2 separate regions of the Homo sapiens genome follow, and region 1 is linked to region 2. Evidence: read pairs that join two places in POLR2A ChIA-PET (ENCODE). Cell type or tissue: PC-9. All regions are shown on one strand. Each heading gives the region's core, and the rest is flanking DNA. Links, peaks and the distances in the headings are about the cores only. Region 1 overlaps MRPS10 (mitochondrial ribosomal protein S10). Region 2 overlaps TFEB (transcription factor EB).

Region 1 (13,072 bases), core at 2,404-10,403, 510 kb before region 2:
AAAATTTTGTCCTAGAATACTGGCAAATGCACAACGCATATATTCTCTTAACTCCCTGGATTATATTGTCTTCAGGGTATCAAAGTAAGTTCTAAAGGAATAAATTATTTACCCCCAAATAACTGTGTTAATTAGTAGTCTCTTGCTTTTAGCTTGGCATAATGGAAGAGTTGTCAGAATTTGTGATGTAGAATACTTGATTTATGTTATGGAAAAGTATTTTTCTTGTAGCCTTCAAGTCTTTGTTTTCATTTTGTGTATTGAGCCTGGGCCTGGACAGTGCTTTATTGTTCACAGTGAGAAAATGCGTTAGCACAAATAATAAACATCTAGAAGGAACTTGGTAACCCTGTAGAAGCTATGATTTCATCAATCCAGTTTTTTGTGTTACTTGTAATTTTTAAAAATCCTTTCATTTCCACCCCTCAAAAATAACCCCCTTTAACAGTTTGGGATTACAGTTCTAGACATTTGTCTGTAGGTACTCACTTTGTCTGTGCACATGTCTAGTTTACTGCTCTTTTCTAACTTTTCTCTTAATAGATATTGGATATTTATTTATTTATTTATTTTGAGACAGAGTCTCGCTCTGTCACCCAGGCTGGAGTGCAGTGGCATGATCTCGGCTCACCTCACCTCAGCCTCCTGGGTTCAAGTAGTTCTCATGCCTTAGCCTCCCGACTAGCTGGGATTACAGGCACACACCACCATGCCTGGCTAATTTTTGTATTCTTAGTAGAAATGGGGTTTTCCCATGTTGGCCAGGCTGGTCTCAAATTCCTGGCCTCAAGTGATCTGCCTGCCTCAGCCTCCCAAAGTGCTGGGATTACAGGCATGAGCCACCACACCTGGCCAGTACTGGATGTATTTCTATGATAGTACATTTAAGCCCCAGTCTGCAACTCACATGCCTGCAGGAGCCAGGCCTATAAGAAAAGGTGGCAGAATTGGCATGGTGTGCCACTGTCTTTATAAGCAAGACAGCAGCTACTTATTCTAGCCACTTGTTGCCCTGTGGGAAATCAGACCTAGTGATGCCAGCCTGTCTAAATCTTCCAAGCTAAACTGAAATCCAGATTTTCTTGTGAAATCTTCTGATTTTTAATATTCCTAACAAATTCAAAGTATCTTTTAACACCCTGTAGGGATCAGTCAGAACACATCTTGAGGCTATATTCCCCCTTCTCATCCCTCAACTTAGGACACAGGCTATCAGTATATTCTGTTCTTCCAACAACCCTTTTTGGAGTAATTGAGAGTGGATATCTAGCTTTCTGGCTAGTAAGTAAATCTTTCAGGAGTGAAGTGATTTAACTCTGAATCATTGGATTAGTAGTATAATTTACTGGTTTAACGGATGAATGAAATGAAGGTAATTCACCTTTTGGAAGAAAGTCAAAAATGTCAAACCCATTATTTCTAAGGTCTTTAGGTATTAGGGTGGAAGAGGTTGAAGTTATAGGTATAGTCAGTGTCATATCATTTAAATTAGAAATGAGTAATTTGTTTATTAGGGCAGACAAAACATACGCGAATAAAACCTAATAAAAAATATGAATAGAACTAACTTGGCTTTGTATAATAATGTTTTATAATTAATAAGCACTTTAATCTGTGTTTTCTTATTTTTTTCTTAGAGAAATACTATGAGCAATAGCATAGGTTTACCCTCTTTCATATGTGAGGAAACTAATGTGCAGTGAGACGATATGATTTGTCCGTTGTCATTCAGCTACCATTAGCAGAGCTTAATCCTCAATCCAAGTCTTCTGCCCAGGCTCTTTACTAGCAGACCCTGGAGTCCTTTTTCATTGTGAATTTGAAGCTGAATCGTTATTTTAAGTTGGAAAGTTCCTTTAGTAATTTTGTGGGTTGCCTTGAAAATTCTTTTCATTTACACTGTATTTTAACAGATTCTGAGGCTCATAGTCCAGATCTGAACATGAAAGTATCTAGACACTTCAGCTAACACTGCCGTCACTCAGTGTTTTTCTCCTCATTTATTAGTAAACTCTGAAGTTGTTCAATTGAGGCTAATGTTTTAAATTTGCTAGTTAGAAATAGAAGAGGAACTAAAACTGAAACTTTTCTTTTGGATTTTAGGTAACAATCTCTGATGAACCAGACATATTATATAAGCGCCTCTCGGTTTTGGTGAAAGGTCACGATAAGGCTGTATTGGACAGTTATGAATATTTTGCTGTGCTTGCTGCTAAAGAACTTGGTATCTCTATTAAAGTGTGAGTATGGCCTTTCCTGACCCGACCTGTTCGCTGCTGTAATATGATCAACCAGGAAAATAGTGCTCATCCCAGGAAGGTCTGAACTCTTTTTTTTTTTTTTTTTTGAGACAGAGTCTCGCTCTGTTGCCCAGGCTGGAGTACAGTGGCACAACCTCAGCTCACTGCAACCTCTGCCTCCTGGGTTCAAGCAGTTCTCAGCCTCCCGAATAGCTGGGACTACAGGCGCATGCCACCACGCCTGGCTAATTTTTTGTATTTTAGTAGAGATGGGGTTTCACTGTGTTGCCCAGGCTGGTCTCGAACTCCTGAGCTCAGGCAAATTGCCCGCCTCAGCTTCCCAAAGTGCTGGGATTACAGGCGTGAGCCACTGCACCTGGCCCAGTCTGAGCTCTTAAAGTGGGATAGAAACTCTTGGTGGGTAGAGCTTAAGTTTGTCATATGTTATCCTAATCAGGATCATGCCTTCCTGCCATGTTTCTGGGATCTCCATGGAGCAGGGAGGTAGAGTAGGTGAATGAACAATCGTTTTAGACCCTTTGGATGTGATGATTTTTGGCTAATACATCCATCATTTCAAATCTTCCCTAAGAAACACCACTTACCCAGTAATTTCTTGCTTGAACAAGGTAAGCCTTGGAGTCACTGCAGGGTCAAGCATAACTGTCTCCTTTGTCTTGTCATCTGCTCCTTCTGCTGTTGAACGAGGCCCCATCTGGGGCTTTGGCAGTCTGGCCTTCTGACAAAAACAGAAGGCCACGGTTTCCCAAAACAGACTATAGTTTTGTTATTTTGATTTATCTGTAGATTTTCCTAAAACAACAGACATACAGCAGGTGTTACAACTATGTCTACCACACTGGTGCTGCTCTTCACAATTAATATATTTGGTCAATAAAAGACTAAAGGGTGTAAAAGCAGCAGGTGTGTGTGTATGCTTGCACACTTGACATGCCAGGGCTTATTTTTGAGCCTGTGGGAAAAAGTTTCTATTGCTGTCTGCAGTGTTTATTTTGGCTTGAGTTTTATGATAGCAGTTGTTGTTCCAGATGACAGTTTTGGCAAATGGAAGTCTGTAAATGGTAGTTAATGCCTATAATTGAGTGTGAGTCTGACCTACAAAATTATGGAATTATGCTTTGTTATCATAGTGACTCAGGTTTTGTTTTGTCCATTAATTTCAGACATGAACCTCCAAGGAAAATAGAGCGATTTACTCTTCTCCAATCAGTGCATATTTACAAGAAGCACAGAGTTCAGTATGAAATGAGAACACTTTACAGATGTTTAGAGGTGAGTGTATTTGAGAAATTCTGGCATTTTTGAAATACCAAAAATTCACACTAGCATATAACTTTACTTTAACATTGACTAGATTGACTTCTTTCAGCAAGCCCATGTCTGTTGGTTGTACAGAAGGTAAATATCTTTTAGTGTTTATGGAAGTGTCATGGTAGGAAAAGTAAATGCAAATAAAGCAATCCTTTAGAGTAGTGCATACCTTAACTCAGGAATGCAGATTATGCAAAGATAGCATTGGAATAATTTTGCTCATATTTCAAAAATTCTAGTGAAGTTTTTACACAGTTCTAATAACTGTTTCACATACTAGCTGGATTTTCCATGTCAGTGATGCACAGCATTAGGTTTTTCATTCATCTGTTACTCATTTGTGCTTCCATTAGTGCCAGCACAGTCGTGTGCTTAAGGAGAGCATAGGTTCTGGAGTCAGACTGCCAATGCCAGAATCCAGGTCCTGTCTCTTAACAGCTGTGTGACATGTACCTCTATTCCTTCATCTATAAAATGGGAATAATAGTGGTACCCATCTCATAAGGTTAGTGTGAGGATTAGAATGGAAAATTTATGTAAGCACTCAGAATACTTTGATCACATAGTAAGTGATTGGTAAATATTAAAACAAGCACTTATGTATCTTTTATATGGGAAGTACTGTACTAGTCATTGAGGGCACAAATATAATAAAGTCATGGTCCCTACTCTTTTTTTTTTTTTTTTTTTTTTTTTTTTTTGAGATAGAGTCTCACTCTGTCACCACCTAGGCTGGAGTGCAGTGGCACAATCTAGGCTCACTGTAACCTCTGCCTTCCGGGTTCAAGCAATTCTGTCTCAGCCTCGCTAGTAGCTGGGACTACAGGTGTACGCCACCGCGCCTGGCTAATTTTTGTATTTTTAGTAGAGATGGGGTTTTACCATATTGGTCAGGCTGGTCTTGAACTCCTGACCTCAGGTGCTCCACCCACCTCGGCCTCCCAAAGTGCTGGGATTACAGGTGTGAGCCACTGTGCCTGCGCAGTCCCTACTCTTAAAAAGAAAAACCCAAATTTTATCCATCTTTGTCTGAGGGAAACGTCTCTCATAGTACACACAGAAAATCTTATATTAACTATATCTTATAATTTAGTCCTTTTGTCTTCAGTTGTTTTGTGAGCCTGGGATTTTATGTTAGATTCTTTAGGGGAGGCCAGGTGCGGTAGCTCATGCCTGTAATCCTAGCACTTTGGGAGGCCAAGGCAGGCGGATCACTTGAGGTCAGGAGTTTGAGGCCAGCCTGGCCAACATGATGAAACCCCGTCTCTACTAAAAATACAAAAAAAATTAGCTGGACATGGTGGCACACACCTGTAGTCCCAGCCACTCGGGGGACTGAAGCAGGAGATGGCTTGAACCCAGGAGGCAGAGGTTGCAGTGAGCTGAGATTGCACACACTCCAGCCCAGGCAACAGAGTGAGACTCCATCTCAAAAAAAAAAACAAAAAACCGTGCTTTAACAAACAGCTTACATGAAACATTTTCATGTTTGATGTTTTAGTTAGAACATCTAACTGGAAGCACAGCAGATGTCTACTTGGAATATATTCAGCGAAACTTACCTGAAGGGGTTGCCATGGAAGTAACAAAGGTATAGCTTGAATTTCTGCCTCTTTCGGTGGGGCGGTGGGGAGTGGTATCTGTATTGTTGTTTTGATACATTGCAGCCTGGTCCTGGCCCACTGAGTAGAGTTTGCCCTAAACTGTGGCAAACTGGGAGACACAGTTGCCACAGCGGTTGGGGGCTACCCACCCCTTGCAACAGAATCCTGCCATTTCAGCCCAAGTCCTCCGTGAACCACCTATGAAGTTCTCCCTCCTCAATATGAGTTGTCTAGACCTGGGGATCCCATTAAGTGGCAATCCATGAAGATCATTGAGGATCAAATCGATTATGTATGTGAGAGTGTTTTATAGACCATCAAGTTTCCTTCTTTCCATTTCAAAACCCTATAGAAAGACTAGGGGGATAAAAGAAAAAGAAGTAAAGAGGATTTGACCAAATTAATAAGTCCGATTTGTAGTCAAAGAGTTCTGTTAAATCCACATTATAGTTTTGTTTCTTTCTTTTTTTAGACACAATTAGAACAGTTACCAGAACACATCAAGGAGCCAATCTGGGAAACACTATCAGAAGAAAAAGAAGAAAGCAAGTCATAAAGCCTCAGGGAGGCCATTTTTGCCTAAATTTGAAATGAGGGTGGGCCAGATGAGTATGTTTAAGTGGAGAGTGCTTCCAGCTGAGATGATTTGAGTCTGCCCTAACTGCTCCATTGAGTTCTCGTGCCCTCATCAGCTGAGGGCAGGGAATGGAACTTTAATGGAAGAACCACTTTTATCTATTCTTTTTATTCATTGTTTCAGTTCTGATTTCAGCAAACATGAGCAAACCACTTTGACTGAAAGCAGAAAGAGTGAAAATTCTATTTTGTTACGCTACTGGTGTTCAATTATTAGTTTGTACCATTTTTAATTTATGTCAGTTGATGCATCTGAAAATAAGTGCTTGGAGTGTTCGTACCCTTATTTTTTTTTAAGATTCCTAGAAGGAATCTTTGGTTAATTCAGATTGAGCAGTTAAAGTTTTTGCTATTTACCTTTGTGCAGGCTGGCATATGCTAATTTGGGGGTGGTAACCAACCGATTTTATCTCATGTAAGCATTACATTTTGAAGACTGAATATACTTCACAGCAGATCAAACACATTTATGGCATGCACTGACCTCTTCTTGGAGCCCAGAACTTTATAGAGTTGCCTACCAGGGTTACTGTAATGGAATTTATGATCTTAAGAAATTACTAGTTGTATTATTTATCCTATGATTCATTCATTCAATAAGCTTTTACTGCATAAACTTTACATCCAGCACTGTAGTTAAGTACCCAAAATTGAATAGAAATAATGGCTTTTGAAAATCGCACAAAGCAGGCCAGGCACGGTGGCTCACGCCTGTAATCCCAGCATTTTGGGAGGCCGAGGCAGGCGGATCACGAGGTCAAGAGATCCAGACCATCCTGGCTAACACGGTGAAACCCCGTCTCTAATAAAAATACAAAAATTAGCTGGACATGGTGGCACGTGCCTGTAATCCCAGCTACTCAGGAGGCTGAGGCAGGAGAATTGCGTGAACCCGGGCCCGGTGGAGGCTGCAGTGAGACGAGATCGCGCCACTGCACTCCAGCCTGGCGACAGAGCGAGACGCCGTCTCAAAAAAAAAAAAAGAAAATTGTGCAAAGCATAGGTAAATATTTTTCTTTATTAAGCTTCTCACTGAGAAGCCCTCTTTATTTTGGTAAATGTCACTCTGTTTGTTAGGAGATGTCTGCTTTTCCATGAAATGAAATAGTGGCTAAAGCCCTGAAAGAGGCAAGACTACAATGGGCTGAAACAGTTGGTATAGCAACCCCAGAGAAGTGCTTCATTTTCTTTTTATAGTAGAAGCAGGTCCATGTCTTTTGTGGTTTCCTGCACATCTTTGGAGTAGTTATGACTTCTCAGTTTTTCCCCCCTTAAACTGCATTGCCTATTCTTTTTTCCTGACATGCTATCAGGTATCAGTGTGTTGAATACATACTGCTTGTGTATCAGACTTACGTTACTGTCATCACCATTAAAAGAATTGCAGCTTTGTGCCCCATGACCTTCAGCTCAGTTGTTGACTGTCATTCATGAATGCCTAAAGCATACTGACACCAGGTATAAGTACTTGAAGATCAAGAACTAGTCAATAAAACATGAGCAACATAATGGTAACTATGTGCAGCAAAGCAGCAATTTATGACACATTTTCATCTGAAGTAATTCTTTAAAAATAAATATAGACCCGGCCGGTTGTGGAGGCTCAAGCCTGTAATCCCAGCACTTTGAGAGGCTGAGGCAGGTGGATCACCTGAGGTCAGGAGTTCGAGACCAGCCTGGCCAACATGGTAAAACCCCATCTCTATTAAAAACACAAAAATTAGCTGGTCATGGTGGTGGGCGCCTGTAATCCCAGCTACTTGGGAGGCTGAGGCAGGAGGATTGCTTGAACCCAAGAGGTGGATGTTGCAGTGAGCCGAGATTGTACCATAGCACTCCATGTAAACCAAAGTCCTTAGTTTAGGACTTCCAATTATGTGTTAAAACCTCGGCTTAAATAAGCAAATGAACTACATGTGCACACATGCACGTGAGAAAAACTAGCAGTATTTCTTTTTTCTTTTTCTTTCTTTTTTTTTTTTTTTTTTTGAGATGGAATCTTGCACTGTCACCCGGTCTGGAGTGCAGTGGCGCGATCTCGGCTCATTGCAACCTCTGCCTCCCAGGTTCAAGCGATTATCCTGCCTCAGCCTCCCAAGTAGCTGGGACTACAGGCATGTGCCACCACGCCCAGCTGATTTTTGTATTTTTAGTAGAGATGGGGTTTCCCCATGTTGGCCAGGATGGTCTTGATCTCTTGACCTCGTGATCCACCTGCCTCGGCCTCCCAAAGTGCTGGGATTACAGGCATGAGCCACTGCGCCTGGCCCAAAACTAGCAGTATTTCTTCGACGAAAGTATTTGGCATATTTGAAGCCCGCTTCTTGATATAAACAAGTTTGGCATGAAGTACAGTACTGAAAAAATGATATAAACAAAATAACTTCTTAGCTTATCAGGATATAGCTATCTTGATAGGCTAAGAAGATTTTTGGTTTTCTTTTGTTGGTTTTAAATTAGGCCTCTGAGTAAAATGCATATCCTGAAAATTAGAATTAATGCCTGGGTCACACTTTCTGTCCATGGTGGGTATGGGAGATGGTGAGAGAAGAGTGGATTTGATAATATATGTTGGTGCAAAAGTAATTGCAGTTTTTGCCATTAAAAGTAATGGCAAAAAAAAAATAGAATGAACCGGCCAGGAGTGGTGACTCACGCCTGTAATCCCAGCACTTTGGGAGGCTGAGGCGGGCGGATCATGTGAGGTTGGGAGTTGGAGACCAGCCTGGCCAATATGAGAAACCCTGTCTCTTCTAAAAATACAAAATTAGCAGGGTGTGGTGGCGCATGCCTGTAATCCCAGCTACTTGGGAGGCTGAGGCAGGAGAATCCCTTGAACTCAGAGGTTGCGATGAGCCAAGATCACGCCATGGGCAACAAGAGTGAAACTCCATCTCAAAAAAAAGAAAAAAAATAGAATGAACCAGAAGGCAGGTAGGAAGTGAGATGATCTTTTTTCTTTTTCTTTTTTTTTTTTTTTTTTGTAGAGACAGAGTCTTGTTCTGTTGCCCAGGCTGGAGTGCAGTGGTACGATCAAAGCTCACTACACAATCGAACTTATGGGCTCAAGGGATCTTCCCACCACAGCCTCCCAAGTAGCTGAGACTAAATGTGTGCACCACCACACTCAGCTCATTTTTTTATTTTTTGGAGTCAGGGTCCTGCTCTGTCGCCCAGGCTGGAGTGCAGTGGCATGAACACAGCTCACTGCAGCCTTGACCTCCTGGGCTCAGATGATCCTCCTGCCTCAGCCTCCCAGGTAGTTGGAACCACAGGCATGTACCATGATACATGGCTAATTTTTTAATCTTTTTGTAGAGATGGGGGTCTCACTTTGTTGCCAAGGCTGGTCTCAAATTCCTGACCTCAAGTGATTCTTCGGCCTTGGCCTCCCAAAATACTGAGATTACAGGCATCAGCCATCATGCCCAGCCTATATTTTCTTCATATTAAATAAAATCATGTTCTCATCCAAGAGTCTTAGTATAACTACAGATCTCTGGTAAGACAGACTAAACTAGTTCAAGTGCCAAGTTTCAGTGCTTTGAAAGAATGGCATATGTTCCTGGCCCTATGACCATTTAAACATGCCACAGTGAATACATAAAGCAATCATTTTAAATTATTAGTCTAGTTTCTTAACATTTCTAGTTGTCTGCAACCATCCCTGTCTTACATTACATTATTAAGTTAGTTCTATTACAAGACTAATGAATGACAGAATAGAGCAAACATGGACTTTGGAGTCAGACAGACATGAGTCAGATAAGAGTTCAAACCCACTGACTGCCGTAAACTTGGGCAAGAGATTTAACCCTGTCAGGGCCTCAGTGTACTCATTAGTAAAGGTAATAATAAGTCTGTAGGAAATAATACCTACATACTTACATTTGACATATATTTAATGCTCCAGCTTAATAAGGTTGGAGTATTCGATAACTGATAAAAAACCTTGCACAGTATTGAGCAGGTAACAGACATTCAGTAAATGGCAGTACCATTCCGATGATACTTTAGATGCTTGTGTGCTATACTGTTCAAGAACCAGCTGGAAAAGACCTCAGGTTACCTCCAGGGTAGGGATAACATTTACCTTAGAGTTTTTGTTTTTGTTTTTTTGAGATGGAGTCTCGCTCTATCACCCATGCTGGAGTGTGGTGGCACAATCTCACTGCAAGGTCCGCCTCCCAGGTTCACTCCATTCTCCTGCCTCAGCCTCCCGAGTAGCTGGGACTACAGGCACCCGCCACCACGCCCAGCTAATTTTTTGTATTTTTAAGTAGAGACGGGGTTTCATTGTGTTAGCCAGGATGGTCTCGATCTCCTGACCTCGTGATCCGCCCGCCTCGGCCTCCCAAAGTGCTGGGATTACAGGCATAAGCCACCGCACCCAGCCCTTAGCGTTGTTTTTCAGACAGTTCTGGCTCTATCACCCAGGCTGGAGTGCAGTGACAATCTTGGCTCACTGTAACCTCCGCCTCCTGGGCTTAAATGATCCTCCTACCTCAGCCCCCTTAGTAGCTGGGACTATAGGCACACATCACCACACTCGGCTAATTTTTCTTTTTTTTTCTTTCTTTTTTTTTTCTGTAGAAACAGGGTTTTGCCATGTTGCCCAGGCTGGTCTCAAACTTGTAAGCTCAAGCAATCTGCCAGCCTCAGCCTCCCAAAGTGCTGGGATTATAGGCATGAGCCACAGCGCCCAGCCACAAACCAAAAATCCTTTGATTTTTATTAACACACTGAAGTACTTACCATTGTCCCCATTTTACAGGACAGAAAACCAAGGCTTAGAGAGTTGTTATTTGCCCACTCAGTCACCCTTTCAGCTTACAGATGAAGCTGTTAGTGACAGGGTCAGCCCTAGAAGCTAATTTGTAAGCAGGCTATGAGGTACTCAAATATCCACATACTAAATGCAGAATATTCAAAGCTAAATTCCAGGTTTGTTCACCTCTCACGTTACCAAAATGTACTCGTTTCCTCTAAAGCAGGGGTGTCTAATCTTTTGGCTTCCCTGGGCCACATTGAAAGAATTGTCTTGGGCCACACATAAAATACACTAACGCTAATAATAGCTAATTAAAAAAAAAATCATGAAAGAAAATCTCACAATGTTTTAAGAAAGTTTACCAATTTGTGTTGGGCTGCATTCAAAGCCGTCCTGGGCCGCATGCAGCCCGTGGGCCTCCAATTGGATAAGCTTGGTCTAAAGCTTAGAAGTAAAGTGATTGACTGGGAGGAAAAATTAATGAATTAAAGCAAGAAGCAAGATACACGGCACAATTTAGGTGGTCCCACTGCTCAGACTGGTCCTGAGGGAGGGGGCAACACAAGAGTTTAGGCATCAGCAAGGGGAGTCCTACTCGGTCACAAGAACACTCAGATGGAGATGATTCACAGTGGGGCTTCAGGTCCAGCCTGACTAGGGCTCAGAAGACATGGGTTTGTCGATTTTAAGCATATCTTTGCCCCTGGAGCCAGGCTTATGGCTGACTGCCTGCAATCCCCAGGACTCTCTTTCCAAATCCCCTGCTCAATTCCTAACCCTGCCCTCCTTAAATCCTTTCTATTGTTACTCACTTCAAGCTCTCATTTCTCTCTATGGATTCTTAATCCTCTTTATTTTATTTATCTATTTATTTATTTATTTTATTTTTATTTATTTATTTGTTTATTTTTTGAGACAGGGTCTGACTGTCGCCCAGGCTGGAGTGCAGTGGCACAATCTCGGCTCACTGCAACCTCTGCCTCCCAGGTTCAGGCGATTCTCGTGCCTCAGCTTCCTGAGTAGCTGGGATTACAGGCACCCGCCACCACGCCCAGCTAACTTTTGTATTTTTAGTAGAGATGGGGTTTCGGTGTGTTGGCCAGGCTGGTCTCAAACTCCTGACCTCAAGTGATCCGCCCACCTCAGCCTCCCAAAGCGCTGGGATTACTGGCTTGAGCCACCATGCCCGGCTGGATTTCTAATCCTCTTTAAAATGATATATTTATAACTCAGTAGCTCAGCGACATTTATTTATAGGGCAGGTCATGGGCAACTGACCCACATGAAAAACCAATTGAATTTTAAATTCCTCGGCCAGAGGTTAAATCAAGTTATATTTCACTCATAAAATTTCTTAACTTGGGCAGAGATACTGTACTTTAATCAATCTTCAATGCTGCTTAAATAATAAGTGTTAAGAGATGGATGGAGCCTGGCCAACATGGCAAAACACCACCTCCACTAAAAATACAAAAATTAGCTGGGCATTCCAGGTGCTTAGGAGGCTGAGACATAAGAATTGCTTGAACCCGGAAGATGGAGGTTGCAGTGAACCGAGAGTGTTCCACTGCACTCCAGCCTGGGTGACAGAGGAAGACCCTGTCTCCCTGTCTAAAAAAAGAGAGATGGATGGGAATAATACTACCTTCACACCAAGCCAGTTGAGATGCTGCTGTTACAGAGCCACGGCTGCTGATGGGCATGTGTTATCTTAAAGTGTGTTGAGATGGGTAATTGGAAATTAATGGGCTAGATAATCTTCAAGGCCTTTTCCAGTTCTAAAATCCCATTATCATTTTTATCTCAACAAATACCTGCTAATCTAGACACTAAACAGAGTCAAAGAGGAATTGTCTTGTAAAATGAAGGAGTGATAGCTGACGTTAATTCAGCATTGACCATGTGCCAAGGACCTTGCTCAGTTACTCAACAAGTATTTGAGTTTCCTGTACATGCCAAGTACTGTTCTAAACGCTGGGAATTCTGGAATGTATATAGTGAAGTCCCTCTCCTCAAAGATCATAGACTTTAGTGAGAGAGACAGACAAGTAGAGAAAAAAATAAGATAGTTTCAGATGCAATTAAGTACTGTGAAGAAAATAAAATGGGATAATATCAGAATTACTTGAGTGGCTACCTGAGGGGGAGTTGGGAAAGTTCTCTCTGAGGAGGAGGCAGTGGTGTTAACATCTGGAGGAAGAAGCTGGGTGTGGTCACTCATGCCTGTAATCCCAGCACTTTGGGAGGCTGAGATGGGTGGATCACCTGATGTCGGGAGTTCGAGACCAGCCTGGCCAACACGGTGAAACCCCATCTTTACTAAAAACACAAAACCTAGCCGGGCTTGCTGGCGGGTGCCTATAGTCCCAGCTACTCGGGAGGCTGAGGCAGGAGAATCGCTTGAACCTGGGAGGCGGAGGTTGCAGTGAGCCGAGGTTGTGCCATTGCACTCCAGCCTGGGCAACAAGAGCGAGACTCCCATCTAAAAA
Region 2 (12,071 bases), core at 2,299-10,298:
AAGGAGGGTTGAATGGGAGTAGTTCTAGAGGAAACAAGAGCTGAGGGGAGGCTGGTGTCCTGCACCCACCTGCTTAGCCAAGAGCCCCTTCACTGATGGGCTCAAGACCCCCTACCTGCCTCCTCTGGCACTTTCCAGACAGACTCTCCACAGGGGCACCCAGCACACTGTGGGGAGACCAGGTGCCCCAGTTCTGCTACCTACCAACTGTGTGACCTCGGGCAAGTTTTCAGCCTCTCTGTGACTCAGTTGCCCCCTCTGTAAAACAGGGGATATGTGAACGCCTCCATCATGGTGGATGGAGCTGTGGTGAGGATTAAATCAGTAACACATATCAATGCAGAACAGTGCCTGGTGCAGAGTACGCACTCAGTGTGCATAGTACTAATGCCTCTTGGTTTGCACCTGAGAGAAAACAGGCCACCTTCTGTGAATTCAATGCAATCGTCCATGCTCATAGATGTTTTTGTCCTTTCTTCCTCCATTCCCCTCTCCACTGTCTTCTTTTGTTTAGGAAGACCTGGCTACTTCAGTTGTACAGTGGTTGTTTCCAAAGTACTCAGAAGCAGGTTTGACTCTTAAAAACAAAGCCAGGGAATCGTTCTTTACAGCAGACCAGCCACAGGGAGGCTGGGGAGGCTGAGGCAGCAGATGACGGAGGAGGAGCAGCCCCAGGAGCAGGGGCAGGAGCCAGGCACTGGCGGGGTTGGAGTGCTCTGAGGACTTTGGGCCTGGGGCAGGGAGGGCTGAGGCGGGGGTGGCTTAGGCACTGGGACCCTGAGAGCCATTATTAGAACTCAGGACAGATGCAGGGGGTCCTGGGCCTGCGGCTGGGTTTGGGACCAGGAGCCAGAAGCTGCTCTGCATGCCCGCTGTGTGCCCAGCTGTGGTCGTTGTGCCTGCCTCTTCTCACACTTGGAGTCAACGAGCCTTCCCTGCCCTAAGCAGCTGGCAGCTAGCAGAAGATGCTGGAGTGTGGATTCTTTTCTCCTGAGGAGATGGAAAAGCAAAGGCTGGATCCTAAGGCTGCCATGGCTCTGGAGAGGGAGCTCCCCAATGCTGGGGCAGCCAGCACATGGGACAGTGAAACCGGTGCCTGGCCCTTCCCCTCCCAGCCTGCAGGCCGATTCCACCGGACCAGCCCTCCACACATCCATGCTGCCAGAACCATCAGCACACCAGGCAGGCGGCAGGGAGCCTATGAGAGGTCCCACACAGCCTCTGCATGTTATTTGTGAGGGTCTTGAGTCCCGGAGAGGGGGACAGGACTTGCCCAAGGTCACGCAGCTGGGTGGTGCATACCGATGCAGGTCTTCCAGTCCCACTCTGGCCTTAGGTAGGCTTTTGTGCTGGGCCTGTGGAGGCTGAGAGAGTCCTTGCAAAACAGACTCATCTCAGAGAGTCAGAGCTTGTGGGCCCCAAGTCCACAATGGCATGAACTGACCAATCAGATAGAGTCTTAGGCCTCACCTTCCCTGGGGAGGGACCTCATTGACCACATAGGCTGACGTAGCATCCATGAAAACTTTAGCTGATCTTTCCTGCAGGGGACATGAGCAGGTTCGCTGGGGTGGGCCAGAGGGTACTTGGGGCAAGTGGAGTTTCAGTCTCTAAACCCCTCTATCGCCCTCAGGCCCCTTTCCTGTCCTAGGAGCCATCTATGGCTGAGTCCCACTCCTCCCCCAACCCTTACCACCCTCACCTCACTATGGTCTGGTGCCAGATCTCTGATCCCTGGAATCACATTTCTGTCTGACCAACTCATATAGCCTCCCCTTCCGCCCCCTCCGACCCAGGCTCTCAGGCGGGCTAACCGTCTCAGCGAGATTCAGATTTGTCACCCTCTGAGCCTCCTGGGCATGGATGTCTTGGCTATTTAGCAAAAAGCATCTGTGGGTGGGGTCTGGGAGGGCTGAGGAGCATGCAGGCCTCTCTGGGGAACCTCTGTAGGATTCGCTGAGGGTGACATGGGATGAGGGGGGCGCAGGACTGGGAGTGCAGGGGACAACAAGCCATCTACATGGGGAGACCTTTCCTATGGGCCCCAGGTTACCTCTCCTGGGCTGGAGCTGCTGGTGGTCACATACCTGAGAGACCTGGGCTTGAACCCCCACTTCACTGTGCTCTTGCAGTGTGACTTCTGACAAGCTGCTTAATCTTTCTTTTTTTTTTTTTTTTGAGACGGAGCCTTGCTCTGTCGCCCAGGCTGGAGTGCAGTGGTGCGATCTCAGCTCATTACAACCTCTGCCTCCTGAGTTCAAGCCATTCTCCTGCCTCAGCCTCCCAAGTAGCTGGGACTACAGGCATGTGCCACCGCGCCTGGCTAATTTTTGTATTTTTAGTAGAGACAGGGTTTCACCATGTTGGCCAGGCTGGTCTCGAACTCCTGACCTCAAGTGATCCACCTGCCTCAGCCTCCCAAAGTGCTGGGATTACAGGCATGAGCCACTGCGCCTGGCCTACTTAACCTTTCTGAGTCTCGGTTTCCTATCCTGCTGTGTTGCTGTTTATCCCATCAAGTGTTTGTGTGGATGAATGTGATTGAACAGAGGCCCCTTGCGCAGTGCAATGTGGGAGGGACTCGGAGCGTTTGCCAAGTGGGTGATAACTGAGTGTGTGGGGGTCACTGGACCAGCAGCCCTTGAGGGCCGTGCATCTCTTTCTGGAAAGTCTGATGGGTGGGATGGTGTGGAGGTTCTGAAGAAGAAAAGTGATTTCTCTGAAACTTCCTTGTAGCTGAGGAGACTGGTAGGTGGCAAGGAAACAACTAGAGAACAAAGCATGGCAGACACAGGCAGGAGGCTGGAGTAGATGGAGTGCCCAGGAGGCGGGTGCAGGGGCACAAGGGGTGGGGGTTCAGTCCCACCACTCCCCAACCCAGGAGAAAGGTGGCTGCCTGCTAAGGGGATCCTTAGACTGCAAGCGGCAGCTGAGGGATGCGGCTACACGTGTGTGCACATGGACATGTGTGCATGTGTGCGTGCATGTGTGTGAGAGAGAAGAGAGAAAGAGAAGCAGACACGGAGAGACAGAGCGTCCACATGGGTGGCTGGGCCGGTCCGTGCATATCACAGGGGTGGAATCCTTTTCTAGTTTCTCCTTTCATGTTCCTATTAGCTACATGTCCCTCGTCCCTGTCCTGCCATGCCCAGTGGCAGTCGTCTTTGCCAGGGCCCAGCTGGTCCCAGTGGGACAGGACAGGGCGACTCCCTGGTCTGCAATGGCCTTTGAAGCTGCTCCCCCTGTTGTCCCGGGCCAACAGTCTGACCAGCCAGGAGGCGCCAGTTCCCACCCTTTCCTGTGGGATGTGAGCTGAAACTTGGGGCTGATGGGCCTGAGCTGTGGGAACAGGAGGCCATTAAGTGGGCCAGGAGCTTGTGTGACCGCCCTTCCTCTCTCCTCTCCTTCCTTTCCCTCCTCCCCACCTCCTGCTGGTGCTCAGAGATTTAAAAACAAGCCCCTGACTGCCCCCTGCCCCCAGCCCTGCAGTCTCCCGCAGCGCATTCCTGCAGGGGGTCTGGGAGAGGCGGTGCAGAACGCATCCTGGGGTCTTGCTCTGCTGCCACTGAAGCGCATTGTGCAGATCTCCCTTTTGGAGCCTCTGCTTCCTCATGTAATTCATTCTTTGTTTCTTGATCTTTTTTTTTTTTTTTTTTTGAGACGGAGTCTCGCTCTGTCGCCCAGGCTGGAGTGCAGTGGCGAGATCTCGGCTCACTGCAAGCTCCGCCTCCCGGGTTCACGCCATTCTCCTGCCTCAGCCTCTTGAGTAGCTGGGACTACAGGCGCCCGCCACCATGCCCGGCTAATTTTTTGTATTTTTAGTAGAGACGGGGTTTCACCGTGTTAGCCAGGATGGTCTCCATCTCTTGACCTTGTGATCCGCCCGCCTCAGCCTCCCAAAGTGCTGGGATTACAGGCGTGAGCCACCGCGCCCAGCCTCTTTTGTTTCTTGATCTTTATTCATCACAAATAGGGGTTGGTCAGTCCTCAGTAAGTGTCCCCACTTGGCAGAGCGGTTCCATTTCATGAAATATACTGAAGACCACATCCTGCATGACAGCCTTTGTGTGCTGTTGGAGACCATAGCACTCAGCCATGGTGATGCAGGACAGGGTCCCGGAGGGAACCTGCCAGGGTGATGGTGACATTCTCCATCTTGATCTAAACAGTGATTATACAAGGCCACACACCTGTAAAAATTCATTGAGCTGTACACTACAAATCTATGCATTTTGCTAGGATAAGTTACACTTCACTAAAAGGGAAAAAGACCAAAACATGGCATTAAAACTGTTAAAAGCATGTGCGTGTCCCATTGACCTCATTTCTGCTTCTGATATCAAGGACCTTTCAATCAAACAGTGCACACTTACCAGGTGTCCTGGGTTTGCTATGTTTCTGTATCGGAAGTTGCCAGCTAATATAATAAAAGGCTATATTATGAAGTATCTCCAGTGTGCCAGGAACTGTGGTAAACACTCCGACTACTTATCCCTTAGAACCCAAAGGAGTGGACATTGTTATTGCTCACCTGCCTCTCTCATCTCCTGCAGTGAATGACATGATATACAAGCTCTGGAAAAGAAAATCTTAAAAGACCCAAGGCTTTTGGAGAGGAAACAGAGGGCTCCTGGTAATAGGAAAAGCTGGCCTGAGGCCTTCCTGCCCCTATCTAGTAAGGAGAGACTGAAGCTGGGGTTACCACTAGGCTGCTCTGCCCCAGTCTGGGCTTTCAGATGGTGTGTATGTGTGTATGTGTGAATGAATGGGTGAATGGATGGGACACTTTCCCCAAAGGAACTTATGCAGGGATGCCCCCAGTGGGCCTGGACGGAGCAACACTGAACAGTGACCAGAATGGTGACACCTCCCCTCTGCCCACAAATTCACACCTGCAAGACAACTTACACACCCAGCCTCCTCACTTAGAGCACAACTGCTATGAGGTAGACGTGGCCCCAGCTGGCAAGCCCTGCTTGACTGATGGGGAGACTGAGGCCATACCCAGACAATTGAGTCCAGCCCAAGGCTAAGACTTGAACCCAAGCACTTGGCCTTTCCCACAGCATCATATGGGCAGGACTGCTGGCTCCTGGGAGTCGTAGGATACCTTTCCACCCCTCACTCTGTTTGGGTCTGGGCCATCTGATGCCCCCTCCCCAGGCCCTACAGTGACTCATGACCACCTCCGTAATGTGGAATGGCTTTGTCCATGAGGATTATGTGATGTCCTTGTTCTGTTTCCTAGTTCATCAGGACTTCCTCTGCTGCCTCCTCTGCCAGAGGGGGCTGAGAAAAATCCCAAGTTTGGTATTTTTTTCTCTCTTCCCTTCCCTAGGCTGAAAGGTTCCTAGGAGGCCACAAAGCCCTTCCTTTGCCTCCAGGAATCTCGAACCTGTTCAGGAAGCTTTTGTTTAGCGGTCAGTTTCTTTCCCCAGGACTGACCGGGCAGCTCCCCCACGACTGAGAGTGTAACAGACTGAATCAGAAGAAAACTTCTTCCGACCACAGAGGTGCAGAGCGTCATCAATGGCTTAAACAGGCCTCCCAGCCTCTGGGCTTGCACACTTTGTTGTTTCAGCCGCCAGACATATGTTTTTCTGGGAATACAGGAAATTATCTCTGCTCTTTGAGGAAGGGTAGAATTTTTTTTTCTGCCTGTGTTTGGGGATTCCAGACTGTTCCATCATCCCGGACACCCTCTGGCTCCTGGGCTGGATGAACGAGATCAGCCGCTGAAACTCTTTGATCGCAGGGAGGCTTCTTCAGTGAGAATTTCTAAAACAAAACGTGGCCGCCCTCACCCTGAATGCAGGACTGAGGCCAAACTCCCAGCCCCAGGGTTGGGGCGGTGCAGCCAGACTGCCAGGGTCCAGCCTTGCCACTCATTAGCTCTGTGACCTTCAGCAAGTGACCACCTCTCTGGGCCTGTGTTTCCTCATTCCTTGAATGGGGACAATAATGGTACCCACGTCACTCATATCATGAAATAATTATGATAATTACATAAGGTGCTTTGAACAGTACCTAGCACACAGTAAGCATTCTATGAGCATTAGCTGTTAGCATAAAATATTTTTTTTTCAATTAGAAAGATATACATCTTCATTCTAGAGAAAGAATAACATTCCAAAAGGCTTTTAAAACCACACAAAATACTTATGGTTACATCATCCAAAGAAGTCAGTAATAATTTTGTATATTTCCTCCCAAGAGGTTTTTCTATACATATTTTTACATTGTGATGATCAGATTTTATATACAATTTCCCCCTACATCCTACATTTTGTCACCTGACATATCCTCATGTTATTTATTGTAAGTATAGCAGTCCATCAGGAGGGACACACCGTAATTTATTTAACTATCCTATAACTGGACATTGAGGTTAGTTTTGACTTTTTTCCATATAATGTGAAGTGCATCTTTATGCACAACATCCTTTTCTGCATCTATGATTACTTCCTTGGACTGGTGAATATTTTTCAAGGCTTTGACATATATTGCCAAATTGCTTTTCCAAAGAGGTTGTACCAAGGTATGCTCTGGCAGTTGTGTTGAAGGTGCCTGGTACCAAAGGCATTTTAAAGTCATAGACACACTTGGGGAAGGGGGGGGGTTTGGAGAAGGGGTGGTGTTGGTGAAGGTAGTTTCCCTAACTCTTCTTTTAAACTATTTAACGTCTGCCCTCATTCTTTTTTTTTTTTTTTTTTTGAGATGGAGTTTCACTCTTGTTGCCCAGGCTGGAGTGCAATGGTGTGATCTCAGTTCACTGCAACCTCTGCCTCCCGGGTTCAAGCAATTCTCCTGCCTCAGCCTCCCAAGCAGCTGGGCCTACAGGCATGTGCCACCACACCTGGCTAATTTTTGTATTTTTAGTAGAGACAGGGTTTCACCGTGTTGCCCAGGCTGGTCTTGAACTCCTGACCTCAAGTGATCTGGCTGCCTCGGCCTGCCAAAGTGCTGGGATTACAGGCGTGAGCCACCATGCCAGGCTGGTCTGCCCTCATTCTTATGTGATTTTAAAATGAGAATACAACACACATACAGAAAATTATAAGTTGTAAGGGAGCAGCTGTACAAATTATTGTAAATATGACACTCTCATGGCACCAACACCCATATCAAATTACAAAACTTTCCTAATCCTCTTACCCACCAAGCCATCTTGTGTCCCCTCCCAGACACTCCCCCAAGGGTAATTAGGATCCTGAGTTCTAACATAGTAGATTAATGTTGCGTTTTTTTGAACTCATATACGCAGAGCATGCTGTATACACTTTTGTGCCTTGGTTCTTTCGTTAACATTATGTCTGCGAGAGTCATCTATGTCATGTGTAACAACAGTGCATTTGCTGTCATTGCTTTGTAGCATTTGATTGTATGGATGTACCACCACTTCAATTTATTTTATTTATTTATTTTTTTTGAGATGGAGTCTCACTCTGTCACCCAGGCTAGAGTGCAGTGGCATGATCTCGGCTCACTGCAACCTCTGCCTCCCGGGTTCAAGCGATTCTTCTGTCTCAGCCTCCCGAGTAGCTGGGACTACAGGTGCACACCACCACGCCCGGCTAATTTTTGTATTTTTTAATAGAGATGGGGTTTCACCACGTTGGCCAGGCTGGCTTCGAACTCCTGACCTCAAGTGATCTGCCCGCCTCAGCCTCCCAAAGTGCTGGGATTACAGGTGTGAACCACCATGCCTGGCCCACCACTTCTTTATCTATCTTTCTTTAGTGGACATTTGGGTGGTTTCCAGTTTTGGTTCCTATACACGCAAACATTCTAGTATATGTGCTTTGGTGAACACGTGGATGCTTTTCTGGTGGGCATGCATAGGAGGGGGTCCATGGGTCATGGAGTGTGTTTTCAGCTTCCTGCTCCAAGTTTTAAAGGATCATTTAGAGGGCAGAAAAATCCCCAAGGCAGTTCAGGCCTCACAAGCCACTGAATGGACTGGCGTCAGCTGACAATAGTTTGAGGGCACTGCATGAAGATGGTACTCCCCTCAGAAGCCCTTGTCTGGGGCTGTGGTAGAAACTGAGTGGGGCCCTGGCCCTCCAGCTCCAAATGCTTGGTGGCTGCTGGCCCTGGCTCTGTGCCTCTGCTGGCCACTCGGTGTCCTCACCCAGGGACCGCGGCTGGCCTAATGACCACTGCACCGAGCAGGGCAGGGCTTGGGCCAGCCCAGGTGGAGCTGGGGGGATTCCTTCCCCTTGGCGACCCACCTTTGGACATGACTGGAAGCCCTGGAAGCAGGTTGGGCCCCCCCATAAACCCCCAGAAGCTGCTGTGCTTCCTTTCTCCTGTTAACAGAATCACACAAGTCGCACATATTCCCACTGTAAGAGCTGAGTGCTTCTCCAGTGGAACGAAGAACTATAAAAATCCCTCTTTATCCCTCCCCCTCCATTGCCCCTTCCCACTCCCCTCCCCAGCGGTAACAACTCTGAACAGTTTGGGGTGCTGGGAGAGCCCAGAATAGTAGTTAAAGAGTGGGGGCTGTGAGCCAGCCTGCCTGGATCAAATCTCCATTCTGCTACTTAATCAGCTGTGTAACCTTGAGTGAGTTCCTTCACCTCTCTGTGCCTCTGTTTCCTCCAGGAAAAATGGGGATAATACTAGTACTCAGCTCATTGGGTTGTTGGGAAGAAAAAACAGAATTAACATTAGGAAAAGCACATTGACCAGCCCTGACCCATGGCAATCATTCACGAAGCATTTAGCGGTTGGTACTCTGATCTTCCTGTTGTCTACACATATACCATTTCATGATTCATGGGCTGGTTCATACTAAGGTGTAAATGACTGACAGGCAAGGCCCACACACAGACTGGATGAAACCAGCTCTGGCCTGACCAGAGGAGACCGGGATCCCTGGTTATGAAGCGACTGCCACACACTTACCTTGAATCCCCCCAATGGCCCCAAAAGGCAGGTGCTGTGATTAGCAGGTGCTGCGTTTTAGAGAGGAAGACAGCCTAGCACAGAGAGGTGAAGTAGCTTTCTGAAGTCGCCTAGCCAGTAGGGGCAGTGAGCCTGTGGGATTACAGAACTCATTTTGGACATGACTAAGCTGGAACCCAGTCTGGGCTTTGAGGCAGAGTCAGCTGAGAGGCTGTGGGTGGACAGCAGCAGGAGGCAGCTGGAGGGTCCTGGGGGTGTTGATGGGGGCAGCCATGTGATTGGGGAGAGGCAGGGATTCTCTGGGGGCATCAAACCCTTCCTCTCAGGAGGAGGGTGTTACCTGGGAGGGGCAGGGGAGAAGGCTCTCCAGGGAAGTGCCCCATCCCTGGTGTCTACATGCAGTAGGCACTCCAGGCCCCCAGTGTTACTGAACCTGTACACAGTGGACCCTTTCCAGGCATGGTGGGTCTGAAGGGCCAGATGGTGGGAGGGGCCAGGGACATTTTGGTTCTCCCATGTCCATCCTCTTAGTTCTTCCTGGCTAGACTGGGTGTCAGGGGAGGCTGAGAGTGGACCCTCAGGATTTTAGAGTGAGTAGGCATGCTTGGAGGCTAAGGATGGGGGGATTAGCATGTCCTGGACCACCCCCATCGCTCTCTGATCCCCTCAGGTCCCTCCCTTACCCCATACCCATCCCACCTACACCACACTCAGCAACCCAGGCTGGCGACCAGGGCCAGGGGAGAGGGCTGGAGCTTCACTGGAGGACAAGCTTTGTGGGTGTGACAGCTCCAGCGGTGGGGTTGGGGAGCCTCACTACCCTGCCAGCCTCTGTCAGGGGACAGTAGCTGAGGCTACTGACACCCACTGATGCACAGACACCTCACTGTGTCCACTTCTCCAACGTCCTCTCCCAGGAGGCTCACCCAGATTCTGGCAGGGGGCGGTGGGGCAGGGATTCCCAAGTCCATTGTGCAGATGAGAGAACTGAGGCTGGCCCAGCCAGTGAGAGGCAGGGTCCAGCCCAGGCTCTCCTCATAGCAAAGCCAGCTCCAGTCCACGCGAGGCCAGGCCAGACGCTCAGCTCTTTGTCAGAGAAACAAGGGGATCATTCTCCCCTAGCCCTCCCTGTGCCGGCTGGCACTGCCAGGCCCGGTGCCCACACCCCCACCAGGGCCAACTGAAGTCAGATTGTCCCCAAGGGTGGGGGGGTGAGCCAGTGCCGTGTGGGTGGGTGTGTAGAGGGTACAGCTGCGAGGGGGTGGGTTGGGCTGGGGTCAGAGCCTATGAGGTCTGTAGGGCTAGTGTGCGTGTGGTGGGCAGTGGGGGTACAAAGACAGGGATAACCCTCTGTAGCAGCATAGGAAGGGGGTGGGCAAAGGCATGGGTGGAGGCTGCAGCTGTGTTCCTGCTGCAGGATGGGAAGGGAGTGGTGGGCATCTGCTCCTTTCTTTCTGGGGACTGCCCCGTTGGTAGCTGGGTGGAGAGACCCAAGGAGCTGAGACAGCCCCTTTACTGATTCATGGTGTAGAGGGGCAGAGAAGGAAGGAGGGTGGGGTGAGGGCCACTGCCTGCCTTCCTACCTTGTCGGGAAGGCACAGTGGTGGTGGGAGGAGCCCTGGCTGGCAGTCAGGTGGCATGGGCTCCATTCCTGGGCCTGGCAGCCAGGCAGCCTGCAATAAGCTTCCTCCCTGCTCTGTGTGGAGACCCTCTCCTCCCCAGCATGGGCTCAGAGGCCATGCTGCCTGGGGCTGGGTTCCAGCTCTGTCCCTTTCACTGCTGAAAGACACTTAATCTCCTGTGCTTCTGTTTCTCCTTATCTATAAAAGGAGAGTAATATGCAGAACTACTTCATAGGGCTCTTCCAGGTGAAGGAGTCTGGAACATTGCCTGACATACAGTAAATGCTCAAATAAATTCAAGTTATTATTATTTCTATTATCTGGTGATTTTCACTGAATATTTGCCAGTTCTTTTTGCTAATGCTGACTAAGTCCAGTGTCTGGTATTAGCCAGAACATGTCAGCCTTTGCTGCTTCCCTTTGCTATCCCCTGAGGTCTGGGCCTCATTGTTAGGAGCTTGAGACACAGCTCTGGCTTCTGGTCCACACTGATCAGTTCGCCTGCCAGTCATGTGCCCATCCATGTCTCATGCACTCAGCCTCCCAGGTGCTACATACTGTGCAAGACCTATTAATTTCATATAGTGCTCCAATCTTCTGAAGCAGAGACCGTTTACTAATGAGAAATTGACTCTCAGAGAGGTTAAGTGACTTGCCCAAGGTCACACAGCAAAGAAGTGGCAGAACTAGGATTCAAGCCCATATTTTCTCAGTTCAAAAGTCCTTGCTCAACCACAAAGTCATACTGCCTCTTGCAATATCCCCAAGATGGGACCCTCCAGCCCCTACCAGGACCTTCATGGGGTCTGGACACACTCAGGAGCCCTGCACCTCTCAGAGTCTCAGCCTGTCTCAGCTGGGGAGGACCTTAGAAATTACTGGGTCCAACCCTTTCATTTTGTGCATGGAGAGATGGAGGCTCAGAGGGGGAGGGGACTTACCCAGGGTCACTTACCTAGGGTCAGTCAATGAGCTAGGGACAGAGTGGGCCAAGCTGTAGGACTCATTCTTCCCTGTCTTTCCTTCCAGACTGGGCTGGGGGGCTTAAGTCACACCTGTCCCACTGAGACCTGTAGGAGATTAGGGCTGATGTGCTGGTGGGAAGTCCTCTCTGGGCTCTGGCAGTGCCAGGTGCCTGGAAGTGGCCCTCCCCATACAGGCCCTCCTAAGCCTGTGGACTTGCCCTTCTCTTTATTACACTGTAGGCTCCATGAGCTCAGGAACTGCAGTTGTATCCCCATTGCCTGGCTCACAAATAAGATACATTTCTTCACACATGCATTCAGCATATGCCATGTCCCAGGTCCTGAGCCAGAGTCCCATGGTATAGCAGTGAAAAAGACAGAAAATGCCTGCCCTCAGGGAAGTTTGCATTCCCAGTAAGAAAGAGACAGACAATGAATGAAATAGCTAGGCAAAAATGCATTGTATTTAAGATGGTGATAAGTGATATGGAGGAAAATAAAAACAAAAGGGAAGGGGCATAGGAAGTGGTGGTGGAGGGCTTTGTAATTTTAATAGGGTGGTCCTAGAAGGTCT

The links. Peaks named below come from ENCODE experiments on the same cell type or tissue, not always from the same donor. Only the 100,000 strongest peaks of a DNase experiment are listed, where the experiment ranks them.
Region 1: POLR2A ChIA-PET joins it to region 2 with 5 read pairs; 2 of 35 experiments call an interaction of 5 or more read pairs at or near these places.

Annotation. Positions count from the first base shown.
Region 1 is chr6:42,200,949-42,214,020 of GRCh38, reverse strand. It overlaps MRPS10 (mitochondrial ribosomal protein S10), which reads left to right. Exons shown (of 7, transcript NM_018141.4): 4 at 2,104-2,240; 5 at 3,425-3,533; 6 at 5,074-5,163; 7 at 5,649-7,214. The coding sequence ends at 5,732. Among named protein-coding and RNA genes, the nearest start is that of MRPS10, 10 kb to the left of the region's middle. In PC-9, for the core only: no CTCF peak of the experiment used is centred there; no DNase peak of the experiment used is centred there.
Region 2 is chr6:41,692,052-41,704,122 of GRCh38, reverse strand. All of the region lies in intron 1 of TFEB (transcription factor EB), which reads left to right. Among named protein-coding and RNA genes, the nearest start is that of MIR10398, 36 kb to the left of the region's middle. In PC-9, for the core only: no CTCF peak of the experiment used is centred there; DNase peaks (open chromatin) are centred at 5,502 and 6,002; H3K27ac peaks cover 2,284 bases.